Linked DNA regions of Homo sapiens: region 1 is linked to region 2. A link is a loop called in an ENCODE intact Hi-C map of the cell type or tissue named here. Cell type or tissue: natural killer cell. All regions are shown on one strand. Each heading gives the region's core, and the rest is flanking DNA. Links, peaks and the distances in the headings are about the cores only.

The links. Hi-C counts contacts between places; a loop is a spot of excess contacts. Peaks named below come from ENCODE experiments on the same cell type or tissue, not always from the same donor. Only the 100,000 strongest peaks of a DNase experiment are listed, where the experiment ranks them.
Region 1: a loop joins it to region 2, with 7 times the contacts of the local background. A loop is called at or near these places in 4 of 110 quality-filtered maps.

Annotation. Positions count from the first base shown.
Region 1 is chr19:28,702,444-28,717,722 of GRCh38, forward strand. It overlaps the pseudogene LOC100420587. Among named protein-coding and RNA genes, the nearest start is that of ERVE-5, 100 kb to the left of the region's middle. In natural killer cell, for the core only: CTCF peaks have their summits at 8,059 (motif pointing left) and 8,259; a DNase peak (open chromatin) is centred at 8,058.
Region 2 is chr19:28,625,911-28,641,189 of GRCh38, forward strand. It overlaps the pseudogene LOC100420587. Among named protein-coding and RNA genes, the nearest start is that of ERVE-5, 27 kb to the left of the region's middle. RefSeq lists a silencer at 7,772-8,066. In natural killer cell, for the core only: CTCF peaks have their summits at 8,017 (motif pointing left) and 8,228; a DNase peak (open chromatin) is centred at 8,001; H3K27ac peaks cover 1,186 bases.

The DNA of each region.
Region 1 (15,279 bases), core at 4,399-12,398, 78 kb after region 2:
TCTTTACCAGGAGTAGATTCCATCTCAAGAAATCATCTTCTTTGCTCATCCGTAAGAAGCAACTCCTCACCTGTTCAAGTTTTGTCATAAGATTGTAGCAACTCAGTCCCATCACCAGGCTCCACTTCTAATTCTGGTTCTCTTAGTATTTCCACTCATCTGCAGTTACTTCCTCCACTGACTTCTTGACCCTCAAAGAGTTTGGGAGTGTTGGAATCAATTTCTCCCAAACCCAATGTTAATGTTGACATTCTGACCTCCTCTCATGAGTCTTGAATGTTCTTAATGACATCTAAGTGGTGAATCCTTCCCAGAAGGTTTTCAATTGACTTTGCCCAGATCCATCAGAGAAATCACTATCAATTGAAGCTATACTTTATGAAGTCTATTTCTTAAATATTAAGACTTGAAAGTTGAAATTACTCCTTGATCCATGGGCTGCAGAATGGATGTTGTGTTAGCATGAAAAGAATATTAATCTCCTCGCACATTTCCGTCAGAGCTCTCAGGTGACCAGGTGCATTGTTCGGTAAGCAATATTTTGGAAGGATTTTTTTTTTTTTTTCTGAGCAGTGCGTCTCAACAGTGGGCTTGAAATATTCAGCAAACAATGCAATAAACGGATTTGCTACCACTCAGGCTTTGTTGTTCCATTTCTAGAGCACAGGCAGAATAGACATAGCATAATTCTTAAGGGCCCTAAGATTTTCAGAATTGTAATTGACCACTGATTCAAGTTAAAGTCACCAGTAAGAGAATTGGCCTGTCTTTTGAAGCTTTGAAGCCAACTAATGACTTTTCTCTAGTTATGAAAAGTCCTAGATGCATCTTCTTCCAATAGAAGGCCATTTCATCTACACTGAAAATCTGCTGTTTAGTGTAGCCACCTTCATCAGTGACTTCAGCTAGCTCTTCTGGATAGCTTTCCGCAGCTTCTACAATAGAAACTACTGCTTCACCTTGCACTTTTATGTTACAGAGATGACTTCTTTCCTTAAACCTCATGAACCAACCTCTGCTAGCCAACTTTTTCTTCTGTAGCTCCCTTGACTCTCTCAGCCTTCACAGAATTAAAAAGAGTTAGGACCTTGCTGTGTAGGCTTATGCTTAAGGGAATGTTGTAGTTGATTTAATCTTCTATGCTGACAACTAAAACTTTCTCCATATTAGTAATAAGGCTGTTTTGCTCTCTTATTCATGTGTTTGGCTTTTGATGTGCCTTTCTCACTAGGCTTAATCATTTCTAGACTTTGTTTAATGTGAGGGACATGCAACTCTTCCTTTCACTTGAACACATAGATGTCATTGTAGGGTTATTAATTGGTCTCCTTTCTATATTGCTTTGTCTCAGAATAGAGAAGCCCAAGAAGAGGGAGAGAGAAGGGGGCATGGCTGATTGTTGGAATAGTCAGAACACACACAACACTTACTAAGTTCACCATTTTTCTATGGTGATGCAGTTCACATCACCCCAAAACAATTACAGTGGTAATATCAAAGACCACTGGTCACAGATCAGCATAACAAATATAATAATAATAAAAACATTTGAAATATTGTGAGAATTACCAAAATGTCACACAAAGGCATAAAGTGAGCACCAGTTATTGGAAAAATGAGGCCAAGTAGACTTACTCGAAGCAGGGTTACCACAAACCTTCAATGTATAAAACATTCAATATCTGCAAAGCACAATACAACTAGGTATTCCTGTACTCAACAGTGGCATTTCATTAAATTCTATCTTCCATAGAAAGTAAAGTTTTCCTTCAAAGCCTAGAATGAGTAAATACACCAAACAGTCAGACATTTAAGATTTCTTTTATAACACCATGCTGAACAAATCTTATGCCTGAGATGTTAATATCCTCATTCATGCAGTCCACAGAAGTGTCACCTTTTTCCCTCTTTTCTATCACAATATTAATTGGTAGACCATATCCTAAGGAAGAGAACAGAAACATTTAAGGTGGGTGAGGGGAAATGTCCAAACACAAAAATGTAGAACACATTTCTCTAGTGCAAGGGGCTTGAAATGATAATGAGACCAGTCAACCCAGATGCATTTAAATAAAGTCGATCTCCCCACATATCTTATTTAAACCAGGGCATCAAATTTTTAACAATAACAACTTCCCAATGTGTCCCCATACTAGCAAGACTACTCTATCAGCCATCTCAGAACAGCCCAGCACAAAATGCACATACAAAGCTGCCATGAAAGTTAAAAAATAATCCTAAGGATCTACAACTGGGTCAAAGGGCTTTAAAGCATTCAGCTCTCTTAAGCTTTTGTCTAACTGCATGGGTGCTGTGGAAGGAACCTTAAGTATCTGAGATTCTATGATTCTAATACAAATTACATTTGAATAAACCTAAGCAGTTCTCAAGATTACCTAATTTTAATATTCTCGTAGAAAGAATGACTTAAAATCTGACAAACTGACTTATGACAGTTTAGCTACAGGAAAAAACAGTCTATTTCATTAATCAACAAAAAGCATTAGCTCTCCATAAATCTTAATCAAATCAGTAATACAGGCCAAGCCTCTGAGTGGGCTTACAAAAACCTGGAATATCGGAAAACTAAAGAACTCGCTTGACTTTCATTATAAAACAGAAGACAAACACATAGACGAAGCTGTAAGAAAGAAAGACCTCATTGTCTAATGATAAGTCCTTGAGTACATGAAAGCAGTAACTGCAGTAAACAGGCAAAGCCACTGAACTTATCCATACTTGAAGGGTACAGACAAGCCTCTGGGGGCACTAGAGAAGGCAAGATGACTCCATACACTGGAATGCTACCAGGGTGGACTAGAAATGACTGAACAGTGAGTAATTTTGTTTCTGATTCTGTATGTGTCTGCCTGTACTTTGAATATTTTCTACAATAACCATTGTTTTTTTAGCATCAGAAAAATTATAAATAGAAAAAGAATTGCATATTGAAGAAAAAACAGATTTTTACACAAATTACGTATTCTTATCAATTTAAAACATAAAGCCATTACCTAAAGTGAACAGATTTTCTAAAGAAAGAGAAGCCCAACCATAAGTACTATTAATACCCTGCACATAGTAGGTACTCAATATATCTCTTAAGTGTTAGGTATAGATTACTATCAGATAAGCTTTAATTTACTCATAAGCTAGTGCTCCATATATTCACACCAGAGATACCATTTGATTCCTCAATTCTCAGAAATGTCCTCTGTTAGTAAATTTACAGTCATTTTTACACTCAACTATCAGAATTTGATAGGTTATTTATGACACTCTGGCAATTACATTGTAATTTCCTCACCAATCTAAGAACTCTTATCTACTATACAATTTATAATATGAATGTTATTTTTACTCTGCCAAAAAATAAAGTGTTTTTATTGCAGTGATTTATCCTGCACATGTGTTACTTATACATACACATCTATTATAAATCAAGTATTGGAGAGGAGAAAGAACAAAATTAACAAACATAAAACAAAAAAGGGAGTGAGATGATGTACTAGTGAACAGCAGGAAATTAAACTCCCAGCCTTGCTTCCATTAAGAAGTTTTGACAAGATAAAGATCAAGAACACAGCTTAAGCAGTTAGTGAACAGCTGCACAAGTCCCAAAATGATATATGATTTTTTTGCATTACAAGCTTCATTGCTAACTTGTAGCAGTTTTGGTAAATAGTTGAATAGGTACAACTAAATTTGACACATTACGGAAATATACAAGACCAAGATGAACAATTGTAAAGTAATCTGAACTTAGGAATTACTCCAAATGAACAAAAAGATTATAACTGGAAAAGTTATTTTTAATAGATATTGAAGATATCTATTAAAGCAGATAATAGTTATCTATTAACTATTATATATTTAATATTAATCTTTCAACATTAACGTTTTCAAAAGTATACTGTGTCAAGACACAAAGTGTAGCATTTGTGACACTCAGCAAACTTTTAGAGAATTAAGATAATTTTTGATACCAATTTCAAGTAAAACGCCCTTCACCATATCTCTCACAAAAATAAGCTAAATTTAAAACAAAAAACAAACAGCCATGCACTAAGATATCACAATATCTATGAGATAAGAGCAAGTAACAAACTAAAAAATACTGAAATTAAAAATAATATTGTTGGGAATCTTTTTTTTTTAATTCTAGAAATTTGACATCCTTTCCATAAATCACCTACGATCTGTATAGTTTGCTTCTTCCTCATGGTCTTTTTTCTATACAGCCCTGTAAGTATCTTCCCAACATATACACTGCTACAAAGAACCACAAGTCCACTTACTCAAAAACTGGGTCAACTCCTTTTAAGCTTCCAATGCCTTTAATGTTTCAAGGCAATTCAATAATTCATTTGAAGTGAAATAGGTTGAAATCACATTCTTGGAGCTTTGACAAGAACAGTCATTTATTGTTTACTTAATCATGTCATGCATGAGAGTTTGGTTGTGTCTTCCATACCCACCTTCCAACTCAATGGAGTCAACACTGCACTCCATTATGCCACATACCACAAAATGGTCAGGACAAACGATAACAGTGTCACCTTCATAGCAGGCATTTATAACAGATAATGGATCACCGAAGAACTAGAAAACAACAACATATTTGCAAATATACACCCACATATGGTGTGGATCTCTGTCCCCAACCAAGTCTCATGTCTCATGTTCAATTGTAATCCCCAGTGTTGGATGTGGAGCCTAGTGGGAGGTGACTGGGTAATGGGGACAGTTTCTAATGGTTTAGTACCATCCCCCTAGTGCTGTCTCATGACAGAGTTCTCATGAGATCTGGTTGTTTAAAAGTATGTAGCACCTACCCTCATTCTCTTTCTTCCTCCTCCTCCAGCCATTTAAGCCATGCCTGCTTCCCCTTCACCTTCTGCCATGATTGTAAGTTTCCTGAGGCCTCCCCTGCCATGTGTCCTTATAACCTGCAGAACTGTGAGCCAATTAAACCTCTTTTCTTTATCAGGTATTTATAGGCAGTGTGCAAAGTGACAAATATACAACCCCACAAAGCAACTCGAGTATTATTCCAAGTGCCTTCATGTCTCACTCTGAAAATGGAGCCAACACTGCACGCTGAAGCATCTCCTTTGGTAGTGGACTGAACCTAATGCATGCCTGGTAAGTGGCTACTGCTGATGAAAGGCAGGGTTCTCACTACTTCCTATTTAACAGAAAACCACCTCTGGGAAGCTCTGTGTAGAATTCATGAAAACCTATGGTGAATCAGAAGGAAAAAAGCCACTTGCAGCAAGACACTCTTCTTTTACCTGAATTTCTATATCTTCCCCCAAGGCACCTGGCAAAGCCTGTCCATGAGTAGGGTCCACAGCAGACCAGTCATCATGGTGGAGGAGATCTCATGGGTGGAACTTCTGACAACTGGATGGACACCCTTTGCTTAGATGTTAGAATTCTGATAACCAAACACATACCATGAAGAAACCAAACAGACCTAACAGTTCTCAGTAAGATAGCAAGGAAGAAAAGATGCTAACTAGCTAAGAATTACAAAGGCACACATACCTCAACAAAGGACTCTCCATGAGTTTTAGCTTTTGCTTCACCTGTTCAATCTCTGAATACAATTTTAACCCTTCAACCATGGAGATATTTTCCTGCTCAGAGCTACAATTTGCCAAACTGCTTCTCAGATTAAAAAATTTGCTGTAACTCTCCTCACATTGAGACAACAGATTGTGGTAGTCACGTCCTGAAGGAACTCAGTTTTCAAGAATGTCATAATCCCTGAGAGTTTAAAAGCAAACTGAAATCCATTGCCTTTCAGACACATTTTTTCTCATTAAGAAAGCCCATGGAGTCCTCAAAGACCCACTAAGAAAAGTGCTTTATAACTCAGGTACATGTTAAGTCTCTCTGAATAGTACTCTAAGTGGTAACTGTTGAAAGTTTCAAACACCACTTCATTGAAGTCATTAATTTTTCTTCTTTTGAGGAATTGTTTTTTCTTAGATCCAAACATTTGTGCTTTAGAATTACCTAAAGTTCATATTGTACAATTTGTAATCATTATTTAATAAGAAATTATTTTCTTCTCATATATTAGATTCAAAATCTTAATAAGGAGTGGGTGGCAAGGGCCAACTGGGGAGTAGGGGTATAGAGGGAAGTAAATTGTTTCACAATGGTTAAGACTGCCATGTTTTTCAGAGATCTGAATGTGATTTTAAAATGTTTTAAAAGATTACCATATTTATAGGATCAAAAATTAGAAATGACTCAAACTGTCTAGTCCTTCCTTACATTTAAAGCACTATATAGGCACAAAATTATGTTGAATATTCCCAGAGAAAGACCAGGGGATTTCAAAAAAATAAACCTTTGAGATTTTGAGGGGAAAAAAATGCTGTCATTATTAGAGAATGATTAACACAAAATAACCTTGTACTGGACCACCTTACTGGCACTTGAAATTTATTCATTTACATAAATTCTCAAATATAATGACAGAACAAAAAGTATGTCTCAATGTAATAAAATAATTTATAAATGTACAGTCAATAGATATTAAATTAATGGGTTTAACAATAAAATAAAATATTGCCATTACCTGTAGTTTTAAAATAATTGCTTTATTTTTCAGTTAAATGTATATCAACTAGCTGTGCCTTAGGTTAGAGCTTCTCAATTCTGATGAATATTAGAATCACCTAGGATCTTTCAAAAATACAGATGCTCAGGCCAACATCCAGAGCAATAAAAACGGGCCTCTGAAAGTGGAGAGGTATTTTTTAAAGTTCCCCAAGCATGTAATGTGTAGCCAAGGTTGAGAACTATTGTCTTAGATTATTATTTTTTTAACTTCGTCATGCTCTTAAGAAGATGGGGGGAGGGGAGAAAGCTGAACAAAATCCTAATTCATATCAAATTATGGTGAACACTCAATATTTAAAATGAACAGAAGATTTTATTTTCTTGCTTTTCCAAGTAAATGGATTGGGTAAAGCTTGAAAAAGTAAGGATTTTGTCTACTTTGGTTATCCACACTCATTTAAAGATACTCTAGAAATCTACTTTGCAAATAAGAAATTACGAACCAAACCACTGGTCTATTAAGTTGCGAAGATTAAGACTAAAATTTTAAAATAAGTTTCTTAGCATTTCCAATATCCATGCAAGTTAGCTTATTTCTTCTCATTAGATTGATACTTTACAGTCTAGAACCAGTGAACCAACATCATCTTCAGACCCCTAAGTTCTGAAGTAGTGTGTTTTGAATTAGAAAGGAAAAATATTTGCCACATGGTGCAAAATCAAGACAGTGATTTGATCTTGCCTGCTGATAGCTCTACTCCTATCTTAGCCCAGGAACCTTTTTAGAGTCTGCATACATGTGATAACATTCCAGTTTCTCCATCAAGTGCCACAGTTTCTTCTCCGTAACTAAAGACAATTCCTCCCTTATGCTGTCCCATCTGCCAGTGATGTACAAGGCATGTATGGAGATCATTACTTGTCCACACATGCAAGGCTCTCAAATCAGAATACAATTTTTTTTGTCCACATACAGATCAAATTTGCCAGATATGCATTATATTTACCTACCATTACATTCTACTTCAATCAAAACCAATCACTGCTCTTTAAGAGCAAGTGTATCAAACCTAGAAAATATTCAAGCTTTTTGATGTTCTGGGATTGTACTGAACACACTATAGAAAAATAGGAAATGCACAATAGAAAAATTAGAAAGGTAGAAATCACAGTCAACTTATGAAAGCTGAAATCAGACATACATAATTGTAAACCAGGTAGAACCATTAACCAGATTTTCATTTTTTAAAAAATTTTGTTATTATTTACTATTTAAACCAAGAGAAACTTACTAAATCAAATCAAACTGCATGAAAATGTAAAGGCCTTGTCTTATATAATGTCAAATCATCTTTCACATAGGAAAAACAAATTACCTTCTACAATTCTTTTTAGTGTGAGTTCTAATTTTATTGCAGCATTGCCTGTTAATTTACTGCTCAGGAATACAGGAGAAAATTACTGGTCTTACAGCACCATCTAGTGGAAAGATAAGTGTCGCATGTAACAAGATCAGCATAGAACAACTACTTAATTTAGGTTGCATGATTAATTTTGGTATTTTTGAACGGAAAAGCTTTTCCTTGTCAAAATATGATAAATTAGAAGAATGCGTTTAGGTATTTTTGATTCATCTGTTAGTTTAACCTAGTATGTTTTACTATAGGAACTTAGAGTAAAGCCATATACTTTAAAAAAAAAGTATTATTTAAGTTTCAAGCAAAAAAGTCTCTATAATGCAAATAAGTTCTTTGTTTTTCAAACAATTGTCATTAAATAGATGTTCACAAACCTCCTGATTTTAGGCTTAGTTTATAAACAGTTAAAGCAGGTTTCTCTGCACTTGTTCGTTTCATTTAATAACTTGAAAAGGGGCTGCACTATTTGTATATTGGTCTATTTCTGTCTATAGGCCCTTGGAGTAAGAGTATGTGCGTGTGTATGTGTGTGTGTATGTGTGTGTGTGCGTGCATTGCGCATGTGTGTGTCTCACAAAGGTAAAATTAAGCCATGGTAACTATTTTTTCAATATGTACAAGGTCAGTAATAAACACAATCTCAATTGAGGTTTAACACGTCTGACAAAACAATCATATGCATCATCCTTTTCTTCATCCCAACTCTTCCAAATGTTCTGGTAGAAAAACCTGAAAAATAACTTAATATCATTCAAATTTAATCACTGGCTCCAAATGTTAGGATTCTGGAGGGATGAGAGCTAAAGAATAAATCAAAGCAATTCTCATATCTCAGAGAATGCTGCATATTTGCTATGGTTATCAGTTGAGTCACACAAGATAAAGACCTTCTTTGAATCAGCTAGAGGGGTTTTTCTATAACACTCATTTTTTTAAAACTTTCTTTTTATCAGAAGTAGTATTTATTGACCATCTCTAACTGGGCAGGTAGTAGTTCCATTTGTTGAGATAGAAAACACTGGGAGAGAAACAGGTTTGGGGTTCAAAATGAAGAGTTGTGTCTTTGCCATGTTCAGGCTGAGATGCCTATCTGACCTCCCAGTAATGACGTCAAATGTACAGAGAAATATACAAGCCCAGAGATCCAGGGAAAGGTCAGGGCTAGAGACATAAATCTGGGAGGTGTCAGCATATTAATAGTTTTAAAGCAGTAAATGAGATCATCTAGGGACATAATATAAAGCAGCAGTTCTCAACCCTGGTTGCACATTAGGGTCCCCCGGGATACTTTAAAAAATTGATTCCCTATCCCAGACCAATAAATCAGATATCTGCGGAGGGAAGGGGGTTAGCATTCACATGTTTTTTAAAGCTCTCTAAGCACTTTAACAAATTTTTATTACAAAAAATTCTAAACATACAACAGATAAAATAGTATCATGAATATCATGTATCCATCAGCCAACTTCAAGAATTACCCACTTGGGAGAAATCTTATTTCATCTCTACCTCACCAACCTACCCTCTGCTCCTCTCCTCTCATCATCCTGACCCTGGCTTATTTTGAAGCAAATCTCAGATGTATCAAATCATTCACAAATTTTTAGTATGTAGCTCTAAAATAAATCCTTATGCCAAAAAAGTTTTAATTTCTTAATATTACCAAATATCCAGTCAGTACTCAAATTTTCCTAATTTTCTCTTTTGCTGTTGTTGTTTTACAGTTGACTTGTTCAAATTAGGATCCAAACAAGGCCAGCTGTGGCCCTTAATGGATGCGTCTCTTAAATCACTTTTATTCTATACATTACCCCTTGCTCTTTTTACCCTTGTAATTTATTTAATAGTTTCACACACACTGAATTTTGTTGATTACTTATCCATGGGGTCATTTAACATGTTTTTCTGTTTCTTTCCTTTCTAGTAAACTGATAGTAAGATCTAGAGCTTGATGGGCTTCAGGAAAGACTTTTTGGCAGGAATACTTCAAGTGAGGTATGATGTACTTGCATCGGGAAGCACATATAGCAAGTCCTCTAATATCAGCCTTTCATTGAATGCCTTTCACTATATAAGGGAATAAACATCAATTCCTGGCCATAGTCGCAGTCTGTGTGGAGTTTTCATGTTTTTCCTATGTCTGCATGGGTTTTCTACAGGTACTCTGGCTTCCCACATCATAAAGATGTGCATACGAAAGATGAGCATGCTAGCTGAACTGGTGTGTCGACATCGTCCCAGTCTGAGTGTGGGTGTGAGTGCACCCTGGGATGAAGTGGCATTGTGTCTCATGCTGGTTCCTATCTTGCACCCTAAGCTGCCATGATAGGTTTTGGCCACCTGCATCCCTGAACTGGAATAAGCAGGTTGGAAAATGAAAGAATGAATATGAATTATTGTCAAATAAAAAATCTTAAATTAGACAATAATCATACAAATGCACAACAATAAACAATGCAGTATAAAATCACTCAGCGAGTCCATCAAGTTGGTGACGGTTTGAACCACGTGGTGGTAAAGGGTACTCCTTACAATTTTTACTTTGCCGACATTTATTCCTCAATTTGACCAACCACCACCATGACTGCCGTGACTCACTGATTCACCAAAAATTGGGTAAATAATTATTTTGTTTTTATAATCTTTCTTATATGTATACAGGATTCACATTTATTTCAATGTTCAAGATTAAAATTGTTTTTGGTCTTTATTTAGAAGTTTGGTGATGTTTTTGTGACCAGAAATAGGCCATAGGAACTTTAACTTTTGTTTGTATCTATTAGCCTATGGTAACATTGGTTTTGTAATTTCGCTTAAAGTTGAAGTTTCCAAGAACCTGTCGACAACAGTAAGTGAAGACTTCTATAACGCCTAGCCATCTCTTTTTGTGAGGTTAAGACTGATCAATGGATTCAGGTGTTGTCAGCCTGATTCACCCACTATGAAGTTCTCTATTAGTTTTTCACCTAAAGATTACAGCAGTCATTGAGGATCACTGCCTACAACCTTTATTTCATTAGTGGTTACAAAATATGGATATTCTATCATTCCTTCTTCATGTAGTGGTTGGATGTGTCTATAAGGAAAATCCCCAAGTTATTATAATGTGGTTCCAAGGTAGAGTAGATGAGAAAAAGAAGAGTAATAGGATTGATCCCTTGGTAACTCGAACACTCTAAAAAGTTAGAGCATGAGAGAAGAGCTAGGCAAGATGACTAGAAAACCAAGCCGGTGAGACACCAAATGAATAGTGCTGTCGTAGAGGCTGAGAGGAGAGTGTGTTAAGATGGGAATGGAGGAGGCAGAGCAAGGTAGTGGAAAAGAAGGCTCCTCTGATCATTCTCTGTGCAAGGACACCAATTTAACAACTATCCAGTTCTTTGGTAAGAACTAAAAATCACGTGAGCACCTATAGCACCTGGTTTTAACTTCATATCACTGAAAAGAGGCATGGAAGAGATAGAAAAAACAGTCTTGAATCGCCGATGCCACCCCTCACCCACCATCCTGTGTGGTACAGAGAGCATATCTGGGTGCTGCAGGAGGGAGAGCACTGCAATTGTAAGGCATTAAACTGAGCTGTCCTGCCACAGCAGAAAGGAAAACTAGACCAAACTCAGCTGACACTCACCTATGGAGGCGGCATTTAAACCAGCCCCAGCCAGAGCGGAATCACTCATCCCAGCAGTCCAAACTTGAGATCCTGCAAACCTTGCCACTGAGGGCTAAAGCACTTTGTGTCTCTAAGTAAACTTGACAGGCACACTAGGCCATAAGGACTGCGACTCTTAGGTGAGTCCTAGGGCTGAACTGGGCCCAGAAACACAGAGACACAGTGGACTTGGTGGGGGCACACAACCTACTGAGACATCAGCTGGGGTGTCTACCGGAGTGCTGGCATCACCCCTCCCCTAAACCCAGACTGCACAGCTCACAGCTCTAAAGGAGACCCCATCCCTCCACTTGAGAAGAGGAGGGGGAAGAGTGGGGAGGTCTTCATCTTCCATCTTGGATACCAGCTCAGCCACAGCAGGATAGGTCACCAGCCAGAGTTGTGAGGCTTCCCCATGCCGCATTCCAGGCCCTAACTCCCAACCCCCAATGACATTTCTAGACACATCCTGGGTTACAAGGAACCCACTGCTTTGAAGGAAAGGACCCAGTCCTGCCAGCATTCATCGCCTGCCAACTGAAGACCCCTTGGACCCTGAATAACCAGCAGCTATACCCAGGTACTACGTCAAGGGCCTTGATGAGCCACTGAGACTTGCTGGCTTCAGGGGAGACTCAGCACATTCCCAGCTGTGGTGGGCCACAGGCCAAGTCTCCTTCAGCTTGAGAAAAGCAGAGGGAAAAGTAAAGGGGACTTCGTCTCTCACCTTAGGTACTAGCACAGCCACAGCAGGGTAGAGTACCCAGCGGGCTATTAGTGTCCCTAATTCTGGGACTTGATTCTTGAATGGCATTTCTGGACCTGTCCTGGGTCAGAGGGAGGGAAGCCCACTGCCCTGAAGGGTGAGTCCCAGGCCAGGCAGCATTCACCACCAACTGAGTCGAGAGACCTGGGGCCTTACAGGAACATCAGCAATAGTCTGGCAGTAGTCCTTGTGGCCTGGGATGGTGGTAGCTACAGGGTGAGGCTCCTCTGCTTTTGGAAAGCGGACAGAAGAGTGGGAAGGACTGCATCTTGTGGTTTGAGTGTCAGCTCAGCCACAGTACAACAGAACACCAGGTAGACGTCTAAGGCTTTGACTCTAGTCCCTGACTTCAAGATGACACCTCTGGATCCACCTGGAGCCTGGGGGACCTCATCACCCTGAAGGGAAGGACACAGGCCTGGCTGGCTTTGTCACTTGCTGACTGTTAAGCCCCAGGTTCTTGAGCAAACATAGGCAGTAGCCAGGATGTGGTTACAGTAGGCCTTGGGTGAGACTCAGTGCTGTGCTGGCTTCAGGTCTGACCCAGTGCGGTCACAGTGGTGGTGGCCACAGGGGTGGTTGTGTCACTCCACCCTCAACTTTAGGTGACTCAGAAGAGAAACTCTGCTTGGGAGAAAGTAAGGGAAGAGAACAGGAGTCTCTGCCTGGTAATCCAGAGAATTCTCCCGGATCTTGCTCAAGACCATGAAGGCAGTACCTTCGAGTCTTCAAACATTCAAAAAAACTGAGATAATATCAAGCATCTTCTCTGACCGCAATAGAATAAAACTAGAAATCAATAACAAGAGGAATTTTGGAAACTATGCAAATACATGGAAATCAAACAATATGCGCCTAAATGACCAGAGAGTTAATGAAGAAATTAAGAAGAAAATTGAACAATTTCTTGAAACAAATCATAATGGAAATACAATATAGCAAAACCTATGGGATACAGTAAAAGCAGTACTCAAAGGAAAGTTTATAGCTATAAGTGCCTACATCAAAAAGAGGAAGAACTCCACATAAATAATCTAACAATGCATCTTAAAGAACTAGAAAAGCAAGAGCAAACCAAACCCAAAATTAGAAGAAAATAAATAATAAAGATCAGTGCAGACATAAATAAAACTGAAATGAAAATACAAAACATCAATGAAACAAAAGGTTGTTTTTTAAAAAGTTACACAAAATTGACATTGCCAAACTAAAAAAAAGAAAAAAAAAGATACGAATAAATAAAATCAAAAATGAAAAACGAGACATTACAACTGATATTGCAGAAATTCAAAGAATTTGATTCCTAGTATCATTGTTGGATAGTATAGGCAACTATATACCAATAAATCAGAAAATACAGAAGAAATGGACAAATTTCTAGATATATACAACCAATCAAGATTTAATCAGGAAGAAATCTAAAACCTGAATGGACCAATAACAAGTAACAATATCAAAGCTATAATAAAAAATCTCCAAGTAAAGAAAAGCTCGGGACTGATGGCGTCACTGCTGAGTTTTACCAATCCTCCTCAAACTATTCCAAAAAATAGCAGAGGAGGGAATACTTCCAAACTCATTCTACAAGACCAGTATTACCCTGATATCAAAATCAGACAAAGACGCATCAAAAAAAAGAAAAGAAAAGAAAAAAAAGAAAGAAAACTACAGGCCAATATCTCTGATGAATACTTATTGAAAAATTCTCAACATTACCAAACCAAATTCGCTAATATATTAGATCATTCATCATAACAAAATGTAATGTATCCCCATGATGCAAGGATGGTTCAACATACACAAATCAATGTGACATATCATATCAACAGAATGAAGGATAAAAACCATATGATCATTTCAATTGATGCTGAAAAGGCATTTCATAAAATTCAACATCCCTTCATGATAAAAACTCTCAAAAAGCTGGGTATAGAAGGAACATACCTCAACATAATAAAAGCCATATACAGCAGACCCATAGCTCTTATCATACTGAATGTGGAGAACTGAAAGTCTTTCCTCTAAGATTCGGAACACAAGGATGCCCACTTTCACCAGTGTTATTCACCACAGTACTATAAGTCCTAGCTACAGCAATCAGACAAGAGAAGGATATAAAGGGCATCCAAGTTGGAATGGAAGATGTCAAATTACCTTGTTTGCAAGTGATATGATCTTATATTTGAAAAAAACCTAAAGACTCCACCCAAAAACTACTAGAAGTGATAAATTCAGTCAAGTCGCAGAATACAAAATCAATATATAAAAATCAGTAGCATTTTTATATGCCAACAGTGAACAATCTGAAAAAAATTTAAGTAACCCCATTTAAAATAGTTACACATAAAATTAAATACCTAGGAACTACCCAAAGAAGTGAAAGATTATAATGAAAACTATAAAACAGTGATGAAAGAAAGAGAACACCAAAAAAAGGAAAAATATTCCATGTTCATGGAATGGAAGAAGCAATTTTGTTAAAATGTCCATACTATCCAAAGCAATCTACAGATTCAGTATTATCATAAGGAAAAAGAACAAAACTGGAAGAATCACATTATCTGACTTTAATTTTTTTTATTTATTTATTTTTTTGAGACGGAGTCTTGCTCTGTTGCCCAGGCTGGAGTGCAGTGGCCCGATCTCGGCTCACTGCAAGCTCCGCCTCCCGGGTTCGCACCATACTCCTGCCTCAGCCTCCCGAGTAGCTGGGACTACAGGCACCCGCCACCGCGCCCGGCTAATTTTTTGTATTTTTAGTAGAGATGGGGTTTCACCGTGTTAGTCAGGATGGTCTCGATCTCCTGACCTCGTGATTATATTACAGAGCTATAGTAACCAAACTTCAGGGACTGGCATAAAAA
Region 2 (15,279 bases), core at 3,169-11,168:
AAAACACCAAAAGCAATGGCAACAAAAGCCAAAATAGACAAATGGGACCTAATTAAACTAAAGAGCTTCTGTACAGCAAAAGAAACTACCATCAGAGTGAACAGGAACATACAGAATGGGAGAAAATTTTTGCAATCTATCCATCTGACAAAGGGCTAATATCCAGAATCTACAAAGAAGTTAAACAAATTTACAAGAAAAAAAAACTGCATCAAAAAGTGGGCAAAGGATATGAACAGACACTTCTCAAAAGAAGACATTTATGCAGCCAACAGACACATGAAAAAATGCTCATCATCACTAGTCATCAGAGAAATGCAGATCAAACCCACAATGAGATACCATCTCACACCAGTTAGAATGGTGATCATTAAAAAGTCAGGAAACAACAGATGCTGGAGAGGAATTGGAGAAATAGGAACGCTTTTACACTGTTGGTGGGAGTATAAACTAGTTCAACCATTGTGGAAGACAGTGTGACGATTCCTCAAGGATCTAGAACTAGAAATACCATTTGACCCAGCCATCCCATTACCGGGTATATACCCAAAGGATTATAAATCATGCTAATATAAAGACACATGCACACATATGTTTATTGTGGCACTATGCACAATAGCAAAGACTGGAAACCAACCCAAATGTCCACCAATGATAGACTGGATTAAGAAAATATGGCACATATACACCATGGAATACTATGTAGCCATAAAAAAGGATGAGTTCATGTCCTTTGCAGGGACATAGATGAATCTGGAAACCATCATTCTGAGCAAACTATCACAAGGACAGAAAACCAAACACTGCATGTTCTCACTCATAGGTGGGAACTGAACAATGAGAACACTTGGACACAGAGCGGGGAACATCACACACTAGGGCCTGTCCTAGGGTAGAAGAGTAGGGGAGGAATAGCATTAGGAGAAATACCTAATGTAAATAATGATTTAATGTGTGCAGCAAACCAACATGGCACATGTATACCTATGTAACAAACCTGCACATTGTGCACATGTACCCTAGAACTTAAAGTATAATTAAAAAAAAAAAGAAAATGATAAACAAAAAAGAGCCAGGGTGGCTATTTTTATATCAGACAAAATAGACTTTAAGTAAAAGAAAATGTCACAAGAGACAGAGAAGGTCATTATATAATGATAAAGTGGTTAATTCATCAAGAGGATATATGAATTGCAAATATATATGCATATTGGGTGCACATTGGAGCACCTATTAAATAAACCAAATATTAATGGTTATAGAGGGAGAAATAGACAACAATACAGTAATAGTAGAGGATTCCCATTTTCTTTCTTTCTTCCTTTTTTTTTTTTTTTTTGAGAGAGTCTTGCTCTCTCAAGGTGGGAGTGCAGTGGTATCATTTCAGCTTACTGCAACCTCTGTGTTCCAGGTTCAAAGGATTCTCATGCTTCAGCCTCCCAAGGAGCTGGGATTACAGGCATGCACCACAAGGCCCAGCTAATTTTTGTATTTTTAGTAGAGACAGGGTTTCTCTATGTTGGCCAGGCTGGTCTCGAACTCCTGGCCTCAAGTAATCCATCTGCCTCGGCCTCCCAAAGTGCTGGGATTACAGGCGTGAGCCACTGCACCAAGCCAGTACTCCCACTTTCAACAATTTATAGATAATCCAGACAGAAAATAAATAAGGGAACAGTGGACTTGGGGGGCTAATGGGCCTAACAGACATATACAGAACACTCCACCCAACAGCAGAAAAATAGAAATTCTTTTTAAGTGCACATGAAAAAACATCCAGGACAAATCATATGTTAGGCTACAAAACAAGTTTTAACATATTAGAAAAGACTGAAATCATATCGATTTTCTTTTCCAACAAAATGGTATAAAACTGGAACTCAAGAACAGGGGGACAGTTGGAAAATTCACAAATATGTAGGAATTAAACAACACACATCTAAACAATCAACAGGTCAAAGAAGATGTCAAAAGGGAAAACAAAAAAAATCTTGAGATGAATGAAAATGAAAAAATAGCATATCAAAACTATATGGCATGCAGCTAAAACAGTTCTAAGAGGACAATTTATAGTGACCAACACCTACATAAAGAGAAAACATCTCAAATAAGCAACCTAACTTTACACTTTAAGGAATTAGAAAAAAAAGAGCAAACTAAGGCCCAGGTCAGCAGAAAGAAGGAATTAAAAATCAAAACAGAAACAAATAAATGAAAATAAAGACTAGGAAAATAATAGAAAACATTAAGGAAATTAAGACGTGTGTGTGTGTGTTTTTAAGAGATAAGCAGAATTGAGAAACCATTAGATAGACTAAGTAAAAAAAGAAAACTTTCAGATAAAAAAATCCTTAAAATTAATAAAATTATAAATGAAAGAGGAAACATTACAACTGATATGACAGAAATATAAAAGATTTCTAGAGATACTATGAACAATTATATGTCAACAAATTGGATAGCCTAGAGAAACAGATAAATTCCTAAAAACATACAACCTACCAAGACTGAATCATGAAAAAACAGAAAATCCAAACAGACCAATAATGAGTAAGGAAATTAATCAGTAATCAAAAATCTCCCAATAAAGACAAGCCCAGTAACTGACGGTTTTACTGGTGCACTCTACCAAACATTTAAGGAAGAATTAACACCAGTCCTTATCAAATTTTTATCTGAAAAACTGAATAGGAGGAAGCACTTCCAAATTCACTTTATTAGGCCAGCATTACCCTGATATTAAAGCCAGACATTATAAGAAGACTACTAATCAATATCCCTAATGAACATAGGTGTAAAAATCTTCCACAAAATACCAGCAAACTGAATTTACCAGTACATTAAAAGGATCATACATTATGATTGAGCAGGATTTATTCTTTGAATGAAAGGATGATTCAACATTCAACATACACAAATCAATAAATGGGAACCCACATTAGCAGAATAGAGGATATAAAACATATGATTATCGGCCGGGCGCGGTGGCTCACGCCTGTAATCCCAGCACTTTGGGAGGCCGAGGCGGGCGGATCACGAGGTCAGGAGATCGAGACCATCCCGGCTAAAATGGTGAAACCCCGTCTCTACTAAAAATACAAAAAATTAGCCGGGCGTAGTGGCGGGCGCCTGTAGTCCCAGCTACTTGGGAGGCTGAGGCAGGAGAATGGCGTGAACCCGGGAGGCGGAGCTTGCAGTGAGCCGAGATCCCGCCACTGCACTCCAGCCTGGGCGACAGAGCGAGACTCCGTCTGAAAAAAAAAAAAAAAAAAAAAAAAAAAAAAAAACATATGATTATCACAACAGATGCTAGAAAAAAAACTGACAAAATTCAACATCATTTCATGATAAAAACTCTCAACAAGTAACAACCATATACGACAAACCCACAGCTAACATGACACTCAACTGTGAAAAGTGGAAAGCTTTTCATCTAAGATCAGGAACAAGACAGGGTGCCCATTTGTATCACTTCCATTCAATCTAATACTGGAAATACTACTAAGAGCAATTAGGTAAGAAAAAGAAATAAATGGCATCCAAAGAGGAGAGAAGAAAGAAATTGTTTATGTTTGCTGATGATATGATCTTGTATATAGAAAACCCTAAACATGCCACCAAAAAACTGTTAAAACTAACAAATTCAGTGAAGTTGCAAGATACAAAATCTACATACAAAAATCAGTAGCAACTATATATACTAACAAGAAAGTACCTAAAAACAGAAATAAACAATTCAATTTACAATAGCATCAAAAATAAAATAATAAATTTAACCAAGGAGGTGAAAACACTGACAAAAAATTGAAGATGATATAAGTAAATGAAAAAATATATTTATGAATTGGAAGAATCAATATTGTTAAAATGGCCACATAATCAAAAGTAATCTACAGTTTGAATGCAATTCCTATCAAAATTCCAATGTCATTCTTCACAGAAAAAGTAAAAATAATCTTACAATTGGTATGAAGCCACAAAATAACACCAAATAGCCAAAGCAATCATGAGTGAGAAGAAAAAAGCTGGAAGCTTCCATATTGTTTAGAAGTTAGAAATGAAACAAAACAAAAAACAAAGTTGAAGGCATCACACTACCTGATCTCAAAAATATATTAGAAAGCTACGGTAATTAAAACAACATGGTACTGGCAGAAAAACAGAAACATAGAACAATGGAACAGAATAGACAGTCCAGAAATATATCCATATGTTTACAGCCAATCTTCAACAAAGGTATTAAGAATACACAATGGGGAAAACATAGTCTCTTCTTCAATAAATGGTATTGGTAAAACTGTATATCAATATGGAAAAGAATAAAATTGGATTATACCATATACAATAATAAACTCAAAATAAATTACTCAAATATAAGACCTGGAAATGCAAAATGACTAGAACATAGGAGAAAAGCTTCTTGACATTGGTGTGGGTAATGATATTTTGGATATGACACCAAAAGCACAGGCAGCAGAAACAAAAATAGACAAATAGGATTATATCAAGCTAAAAAGCTTCTTCACAGCAAAGGAAACAGTTAACAGAAGAGACAACCTACAGAATAGGAGAAAATATTTGCAAGCCGAATATTTGATAAAGGGTTAATTTCCAAAATATATGAAGAACTCAACTCAATAGCAAAAAACAAACAAAAAACAACCAAATAACTTTATTAAAAAACAGGCAAAGGGACCAGCTGCAGTGGCTCACATCTGTAATCCCAGCACTTTAGGAGGGCAAAACAGCAGGATCTGTTGAGCCCAGGAGTCTGACACCAGACTGAGCAAAATGATGAGAAACTGTCTTTTCAAAAAAAGAAAGAAAAAAATATTAGCTGGGTGTGGTGGAGCACGACTGTGGTCCCAGCTTCTCAGGAAGCTGAGGTGGAAGGATCACTTGAGCCTGGGAGGTCAAGACTGCAGTGAGCCAGGATTGTGCCACTGCAGTGCAGCCTGGTTGACAGAACAAGACCCTGTCTCACATATGTAAACACATGGATATATGTCTCAACATAAAACAAACAAAAATCGGCAAAGGACCCAATAGACATAAAAATGGCCAACAGGTATATGAAAAAATGTTCAACATCACTAGTCATCGGGAAAATGAAAATTAAAACCACAGTGAGACACTACCTCACACTTGTTAGAATCGCTATTATCAAAAAGACAAAAAATTAGTATTGGCGAGAATGCCGAGAAAAAGGAATCCCTGTACTTTGTTGGCAGAAATGTAAATTAATACAGCCACTTTGTAAAACAGTAGTGACATTCCTAAAAAAAATAAGAATAGAACTACCATAGGATCCAGTTGTCTCACTTCCAAGTATTGTGAAAGTTGATTATAAAAATTGGGTCATTCTACTGAATGAAAACAGAGTTGAGAAGCCAGAGGGGGAAAACACTCAGGGTACATAACACCGCTCCAAGAATATAATTATTTGCAAGCCTGGCTGTGAAATTGCCTGTAGTAACCTGAAGCCAGTTTTATCTAATAGCTACTGACACAACCTGCTGCAAATCTAGGACTAGTTTTACCATCACCACCACTCACCAATCAGAGCTTTCTTGCTCCCCAGAACTTTACAAGTGCCACGAACTTTCTTGAAAAACAAATACATAACATTTCTCCTTGTTATAAAACTTCCGACCTTCTCTTTGTTCTTTGGATACACCAAAGACCACCCAGTCTGTGTATATCTTCCCAATTGCAATTTTTCCTAAACAAAACATGTTCATGTCAGAGATTCATCTCTATAGTTTATTTGACTTCAACAGTATATATCAAAAGGAAATGAAATTGGTATGTCAATAAAACATGTGCACTCTCATGTTCTTTGCAGCAGTATTCACAATAATCATGATATGGCATCAATCTAAGTGTCCATCAGTGGATGAGTGGATAGAGCACATGTGAGATTGAGATATATATATATATATACACACACACACACACACACACATATATATATACACACACATATATATACACACACACACATACATTTATGTATAATGGAATACTATTCAGCTTTTAAAAAAGGATAATTCTGTCACTTGTGAGAACATGGATGAACCTAGAGGAAGTTACGTTAAGTGAGATAAGCCAGGCACAGAAAGACAACTACCATGCGATTTCACTCAAATGAGGAATCAAAAAAGTTGTTGAGGTTTTAGTTCAAAATGGCTGACTAGAAGCAGCAAGCCCATGCCTCTCTCACAGACAGGAACCACAATGGCAAGTAAATCCTCACACTTCACATAGATCATCTTAAGAGAGCATGCTCGGATTCACCAGAGAACCAATGGGACCCAAGGAAAGCAGGGAACAGTGGAGCCAGGCAGCCTGCGGAGCTGGGACGGTGTGGAGTGAAGAGAGGCTCTTACTCCAAGGAAGGGGTGAATGAGGTGAGAGGCTCCGGGACCCACCTCTCCATCACAGACTTTTACAATCCTAGCCACAGGAGAGCCCCCATAATCCTCCTTAGGCCTCCAGCTGAACACAGAGCCACCCAGAAACTTTGCAGAGGCACCGCTCAAGCCCACCTGGAATCCCACAGTCAGCCTGGTGCCAGCTGCCATGCCAAGGAGGGAGGCGAGGCTCTTTGCACACCCCCAGGAGAGACAGCACAGCTGCTGTGCAGAGGAGCTGCCAGACCACACACCACACTACTCCCGGCCTCGGCTGCTTCCTGCGAAATGGGGCTTACCTGTTGCAGGCCCCCTGTACAGTTGACCCACCCCTGCAGAAACACTGGCCTTGGCTAGGTGTTTCTCTGAGACCCCGACTCCCAGGCCAGGGAGAGAGTGAGGAGGCCTGGGACCTCTGCATGACCCCAAGAACAAAATCCAGAACTGCTTCTGCAGGAGCAAAGTGTGAGTAGGTCATGTGCCCCCCAGGTGCCAATCTCCAGTGCCCTGAGGGGCCCTCCCTTCCCCCAGTGAAAGGCCACCTGGCTCCTGCCTGAGCATTTCCGCTGCAACCACAGCTCTTCTGAGAGCCCAGTCCCCACAGGCCTGTGCTGCCCTCAGGCTCCCACCACCTGGGCCTTCTGTCTGTCCCCTGCCTGAGGGTTCTATCAGCCTCTCAGGGACCAGCCAGCCCCTTCCCCATCACAGCCAGCTCCTGAAGTCTAGGGTGCCCCAACCCCAGTCCAGCCCCTTAACCCATTTATGCCTGAGGTTGCAATTTTTTAAATTTTTCCAATCAGACCTTGGCGATGATCTTGAGCAGTGGGATATAAATAAGTCCCACATGCTTAGTATTCCAGTAATGGAACACTAGGCATAAATGGGTTTTAAGGACCCATACTCTCTGTCCGGTAGGCCGTCTAAGGGCCTGAGAACTGGGGCGCTATGTAGACCAATCCAACAGTGCTGGCACCTAACCACTTTTCCCAGGGCCTGAGGTCAGGCCAGCCCAACCAGTTGACACCACCACAACTGATACCCATCCACAGGGGCTGAAAGGCAGAGTGTATCCCCTGGCCCTGACAATGCAACATCATTACCACATCAAAGGAAAGAGAGCCATACGCTGAAAAGGTTCTGCCCCAAAACCACTCCTGTGGAGAGTCTCAAGACAGGTGTGTTCCACAGCTCTCAACCCACTGTGGCTTGGATGTAGACAACAGTGAGGATCTGAACTGAGAGTCACGAGTTCCAGGACTGGTGTGATTGGGAATAGATCACTTTCCTGCCTATCTAGCGCATGGAGCTAGTGCAGCCCCTTCACCCGATGTAGAGACCTCAGCACATGTCACTGGGAGCTCCCAAAGCCATCTCCACAAGGCTTGGTGCCTATACTTGGCATTGGAGTATTTGTGGGCAAGCCAGGGGGTCCAGCTCTGCCCAGCTCTACCCACTCCCTGCTGAACAGAAAACTCAGGGCACCAGGCACTTCACTGTCCAGCCCATCACCAGAAGCAACAGAGAGCACCTCCCAGTAAACAAAGACCAAGTACCTACCCATCTGCTGTGCCACAAGCTGGCTCTTACCCGTCAGCGCCATCTACTGGCCTGCAGGTTGAACTGCACAGCCAAATATAAAGCCTGGCCAATGGAAGTGCGTGGGCTATAGAAGCAAAGCTTTAGCAACACAACGTACTCCACAGTCACTCCCTAGGGAAAGGGAGGGATGGAGAAAGAAAAAACAAATAAGAAAAAAAAAATCCCATCTGAACAAAAATAAATTCAAAAATAAGAGTGGTTTTCTGTGAGCAGCTGCTCCAGATGAGAAAGAATCAGCATAAGAATTCTGGCATCATGAAAAAATCTGAATGTTGTGACATGACTAAAGGATCATATTAGCTCTCTAGAAATATACCCTAACCAAAATGGAAACTGAGAACTGACAAAGAGTTCAAAGTATAAATTGCAAGGAAATTAAATGAGATTGAAGACAAGGTTGAAAACCAACACAAGAAACTATAAAAACAATCCAGGAAATGATGGGAAAGATAAATATATTTTAAAAAATGCAAAAGGACTTCTTGAAATAAAAAGCCTACTTAAGACATTTGAAAATATAGTTGAAAGCTTTAACAATGGATTACACCAGCAGAAGAAAGAATTTCAGAGCTTGAAGACTGATCATTGAAACTAATTTGTCAAAAGTAAAAATAATTTTGAAAACCAAAGCCAGAGAAACCATATTTCTCTGGTGAGAAATATGAATTATCTAAAGCAATAAAACCTATGACTTATTAGCATTCCTGAAAGAGAAAAAGTAAGCCACTGGAAAACATATTTGAAAATAACTCAAGAAAATTTTCTTAATTTTGCTGGAGAGTTGAACATCCAGATACAAAAAATTCAGAGAACATCTGTGGGATTCTATACAAGATGAACATCACCAAGGCATATGGTCTTCAGACTATGCTAAGTGAATGCTGAAGAAATAAAAAATATTAAAGGCAGCTACAGCAAAAACTCAAATCACCTAGAAAGGAAAATTGATCAAACACTGGACTTCTCAGCAGAAACCCTAGAAGCAAGAATAGATTGGAGGCCTATTTTTAGCCTCTTTAAATAAATGCAAACCAAGAATTTTACATTCTGCCATACTAAGCTTCATAAATGAAGAAGAAATAAAGTCTTCCCCAGACAAGCAAACACTAAGAGAATTTGTCACCACTAGACAGATCCTACAATACATGCTCAAAGGCGTTCTAAATATGGAAATGAAAGTACTATACTCACCATCAGAAAAAGATACCAAAGTACAAAGCTCACAGATCCTATAAAGCAATTACACAATTGAAACTCCAAAACAACTAGTTAATAACACAATGACAGGAGCAAAACCTCACATATCAACATTAACTTTCAATGTAAATGACCTAAATTGTACACTTAAAAGATACAGAGTGGCAAATTGGGTTATAAAAAAAATAAGATGCAACCATCTGCTGTCTAAAAAAGACCCACCTACTGGCTAAAGACACATTCAGACTCAAAGTAAAAGGGTAGAAAATGAGATCATGCAAATATCATGCAAACAGACACTAGAAACTCTTAAAAGGAAGGAGGGTGGAAGGGGAGTGAGGACTAAAATATTACCTGTTGGATACGGTGTTCAATATTTGGGTGATGGAAACACTAGAAGCCCAATTTCTATCATTATGCAGGCAATACCCTTGTAACAAACAAGCACATATACCACCAGTGTCAAAAATTAAAATTTTTTTAAATGAAATAAAATTTCAAACTCACAAAAGCAAAGAATGGTGTTTGCCAGGTACTGGGGATGGGGGAGCAAAATGAGATGTTGCTCAAAGTAAACAAAGTTTGGTAGACAGCATGAGTAAGTTCTGCAGATCTATTGCACCGAATGTACAATAATAATGTATACTTGGAAACTGCTAAGAGAATAGATCTTAAATGTTCTCACTGCAAAAAATGTGCTAGCTTGATTTAATATTTTCACAATGTATACTGTATCAAAACATCACATTGTACACTGTAAAGATATATAATTTTATTTGTCAATTATACCTTAATAAAATTGGCAGGGAGGGATGGGTGCAAGAAATAAAGGATATGAGCAAGAAATGAAAGGCATCTGTGCTGGGCTCGACTTTTCCAATGTATTCACTTGACACATCGGTGACAGTCTCATGTTCTGACTTTTCTGACACTGTAGTCTGGAAAAAACTATCCCCTATATGCAACACAGCCATTAAAACACACACACAGACACACATACACACACACACACACGCAGAGGAACTTAATACAGTAATATTCAATATCACCAACTTTGCCTGTTACCATGGTAACCAGCAGCATTAAGTCCTGCTGCTAAAATTTCAAGAGCAGATGACATGAACTATTTATGTATAATTGCATTTTATAAAGAGAAAGAACTTGTCTTTCATATAAAATATGACTCAGTCTCAGATGAGATGGGTGATTATATCACATTGCCGTCAGAACAAATGTAGCAAGTCCCTTGTCTCCACGCCCTCTACCCCAGTGCATGTTACTTCCATATGCAAGTGGAAAGCAAGATGGCAAACAAGGGTTAGCCTCCCACAGAAAGTGCCTGCCCTGATTTGAGCTGGCGTCACTGCAAAGACGCTCAGGGTTCAAGTATTCACTTCTCCAAATTGAGTTAAGGGGTTCTTTTTCATTTCTACTCTTACAAGCTTGTGCACCTGCTGTCTGTCCCCTGTGGTTGGCTTGTCTTGAGCCACAGCCACTTGTATAAGTCATCAGCATGGAGTGGACATAGACCAGGTCAAAAGCCTTCATCTTGTAGATAGAGATTGAGAGGGGTCATAACTAGATGTTTCTGGAGACAGGGTTGTGCTCAGTAGTGGCATCCATTCGCCAGCAATAGCACAGGCCTAAACTAGTTCAGCATTGGATCATGTTGATTTTTCCCTCATCCGGGGATTTTCTGCAGACATTCTAATGTCAATTTCGCAGACCATCATCCTTCCTGAGCCAAGCTATCAAGGAACAAAAAGAGTAGGTGTTACCTATGTGGTGACAGCTCCCACCCTTGAGCACTGAGCCTTGTTCCTGAGCATTGCAGCACTGTTCACAGCCAAGTGAACCGTCTTCAAGAAGCCTTCGTCACTCATGTGTTCAGGACCAGGAAAAAAGCTTATTCAATAACTAAGTAAGGTTATGTGATTATCTCTTTAATCATATCTTTAATAAGTTTTCTGGGAATGGTAGAGGTTTTAAATGAGAACGTATTCAACCAAATAACGTTGAGCTCCTTAAGGGAAGAAACAAATTCCATGTTTTATTCAAGGTGTGATTCCAATTCTGGGTACAGAGACCCCCACAAAAACGGCTCTGCTCTAATGTTTGTGGGATGGGTGGGAAGATGGACAACGCATGGATGAAAATTCCCAAACAGGAAAATATATCTTGAATGAAAGAATGAACGAAAATACTGGTTTTAGAAAGGAGGGACGGATGGAGAGATTATCAGGGCAGGGAAGATCCCGAAGGAAATGAGCAGGCTTTGCTGAAAGAGTTTCTTGGGCATGGGAAAGACCCAGATGGGGTTGGCCTGCCATTTACCCCTCTGCAGGAAATTCCTCCAGGCCACACCCCACCTTCTCTGATTTTCTCAGCTGCCGAACCTTGATTGAGCTGTGTTCCCTGTTACAATGCCAGAATTGAAAAAGAGAAAACAAATGAGAAAATAAATCACGATAATTTCCCCTGCCTTAACAAGACACTTGCATTCACGTACTGTGTGCCTAAGAAGGGCAGTTACCAGTGCAGTTCTGTAGTGAAAAGGTTTCTTGAGCCAGAGAAAGACCCAGAAATGGATCCTTGGTGGCCATCTGGACAAAGCCCTTAATCAGTCACCTATGATGCCCACTTGCTAGTCCTGCATCCAGGTTCATGGGAAGTCTGCAGCCATGACAGGCTCTGCCTGGGGTTGGCCCTCCACCAAAGAGCCTCCGGTCCCTGCCTCTTGGGGCACAGACCCCTACTGCCCCCAGCCTACTGACCTGCCCCAGGCCCCTGCAGTCTTTATCATCACCGCATCGTGCAGTTTGGGTGGCATCTGGTTCTAAAATGTTCCCAGGCTTCTGCCTTGCTTCTCAGGTGCACCAGTCTTTTCACACATGGGTGGGCTTCTCTGAAGCTGCTGCAGTTACTCCCAGTGGCCAAATCATTTCTTACTTCCCTTAATAAACAAGGCAACAGGGTTTTGATGAAAGAGTTTCTTCTTTGGAGGGCAGAACAGCTTCCTTGCCTTGATTAAAATGTTTGCCAGCTGTTTCTCATTCTGGTCTCAAGGTGGCTTAAATCTTCAGGAAAGTCAGACACTTCACTCACTGGTAATTATTTTTCCTTATTAAAAATCTATTTGCCTCCATGTGACCAACATGCTACTCTCCATCATGATGTTGAGCCATTCCCACCTCTTCCATCCATCTCCACTCCAATTTGGTTTTATCATCTGATCCCACCAGGTAAGAGAAAGCAATTAGCCCTCTGCCCTTGAAGTTTGACCCCGACAAGATTAATCCGGTTCCTCGGAGTGTCTGAGGACCTGGTGAAAACAAGCAGGGCCTTTTGTCAGGTCTCTCCTCACACCTGTGAAGGTCTCTGTTCATGACTATGGGGCATGACAGCATTCACAGCACAAAACACTTCATCAACATTCTAAGTATACCCTTGCAGCTCAAAATTGTCAGCACTTGAAGGTTTTCCTCTTCAGAGATGGTCTTATCACAACAGCACTGTGTGGTCATTCTCCTGAGTGCTGCTGCCCTGCAGATAGGTCCAAAGCCCAACTTGCAGAGTCACTTCTTCACGTTGCGGCCCAAGATGCACAGGACTTCTGAGGTGCTGAGGTTGAGGAAAGACCGGATACAAGAACACCTCAAGAATTTTGTACCCAGAGGGCAGAGCCCAGACATAAATGTTTTAAAAGAAAGACGATTTTCCATGATCTTGGAAATTTCTAGGTCAGACTGCTTTCACACCTATTTTGGAAAAGGGGCCTACTCCATCCCTGCATCAACCATAGCAAAGAAAGTCAACAAAGACCAAAAATATATCTGAATGAATGGGTTTTCATTCATTCTTTCAACAATTTATTGGTTGATTACTCTGCATCAGGCAAGGTTCTAGATGAAGGCACTAGAGCCTCTATTTAATCTGAATTTATCTTTTCAATACATGAGCCAAATTCTGCTGACTGGGAAGCACTAATGAGACAATTAAACAGAAGTCTAATCTAGAGTGACTGGGGCGGTGCTGGTTCACTTTGTTTAATCAGGGCAGGCTCTTTAAGGAAGCCCTTGAAGGCATACATGGGAGAGCCTGCTCTCCCTTGCTGGGCCTGGCCACCTCTACCCCATCCTCCTCTAAAAACAGCGTTTTCAAGATCAAAGAGGCTAAACTGACACCACTGTCAAAATCTAATTAAAACCTCTCTTCTTCTAGTAAAGATGTTAACACTGGATAAAGCAGATCTTCATCCCCAACAAAAAAAGAACTTGTTTTAATTAAACATCCAATTTTAAGTTGGTTTTATTGCTATTGTTGTGTTTTTGTTTCCATTTGTGCCAGACAGAGGACAGGAAGACTGTAATCTCTTACAAAACATACGAACATATGTCCTAGATGGCAAGATCCCTAGGCATCTTCCTCTGAAGTCCTCAGTCGCACTCTCACTCACAGACATCTGCTGGGGTGGAGGGACTGTCAAAAACTTTTTCAGGTAATCTGGTGAGATGTATTCAAAGACTTAAAAGTGTATCTTTTTTTTTTTTTGCACTTGTCTTTAATTATTTCCTTAATCTCTGGAAATGGAATTTATCTGCAGTGAGGTTCATTATAGTGCCATTTGCAAAGCTGAAAGGCTGGCAACAACCTAACTGTCCAGCCACAGGGGATAATGACGCATTCATCTACTGGGGCATGGGGCACGAGCCCATGAGAAGGTGACATGATTTACAAGAAATCTAGAATGTGCTGTTGAGTGAAATGGTATGGACCAGTATGATCGCATTGTCATTGATTTTTACCTGTACATTCATAAGCTCGAAGAAATCCAGACAGTTAAATCTCAAAATATTCAGAGGAGTGACATTGTGGAAGATTTTTATTTTCTCAGCAACATTTTCTTATTTTACAAACATCACATATATGACTTGAGTAATTTTTTAAAGTTAATGTTTAAAAGAGAACAAAATAGTTGCCCAGAGTAACCCTGTCTTTTAAGTATACCTCCTACCCCAAAGTGGGCAGTAACTGGCTTGTCTGGCACCCATGGGTGATCTTGTCTAAGCTTGCTGCCCTGTTCTTAGGGTCGGGGGCTACCTGGGTATTAACTTGAGTCTGTGGATTGCTGTGAAGTCATTGAGAAGGAACACAGGCCCTCCCAGAGTGCAGGCACACTTGACCATGCAGTGCCCACCCTGCCAGGACTCATGGGAGAACCAGCCATTCTGCTCAGCTCCCGGTTAGTCAGTCCCTTCCCCGCTCAATGTTTCCAAGCACCCACCCTCAGTGCATTTACTGAGAGTCCCCTGACCATCAGACAAGGACTGTCCACAGGCCGTGAGGGAGGGAGGGGCATCACCGAGGCTGCTGGGCCTGCTTTCACATTGCCTGTCCGTGGCATGGAGGTTCCTCCCTCCCTGATCCACCCCTTGTTCCCCTGCCCATGTGAACGCTGGGATTGGGCCTGAGAAAGAAGGAAAATTGCTTCGGCTTCCAAGACTAGCCTTTCTCATGTTTGTCTTGAGTGTATTTCTGAGCAGAAAAACAAGCTTCACAAACCTCATGACTCACCTTCATGTTTTCTGTATGCTTCCCTCTCCCCTGCCTTGTCTCACTGATCCCTTGAGGCTCTCCCTCCCCAGCCCACATTTACTCCATAGCTTCCAGTAGAGTTTTTCAGGTTCCCTGCAAAGTGCAAATATACACACAATTCTGTGAGTCAGGCAGTATCTTAAAGAGGTTCCATCACACCCGAAGGTTTGGAGTCACTAGCCTGTTTGTGACATGTCTTCAAGGATGAACGAAAGATTTGAACTCTTCAGCCTTAAAATAATAAATAAAACCTGAAAATGAAAAACCTCACCAAATTAAGCTTCTGCCCATTTTAGAAAACAAGGGCAACCACGGAGGAGATGACTCAGTTCTTAAAGACAAGGTTACCCAAATGGGTGCATTGTGGGATCCAAGAAGGATGCTTCTGAGCTTGTTGAGCTCAGCATCAGCACAGACATCTAGCTAGTCCGAGAACTCAGATAGGGACCAGGCTCTGTCCTGGTGGGTTAAATCTTAA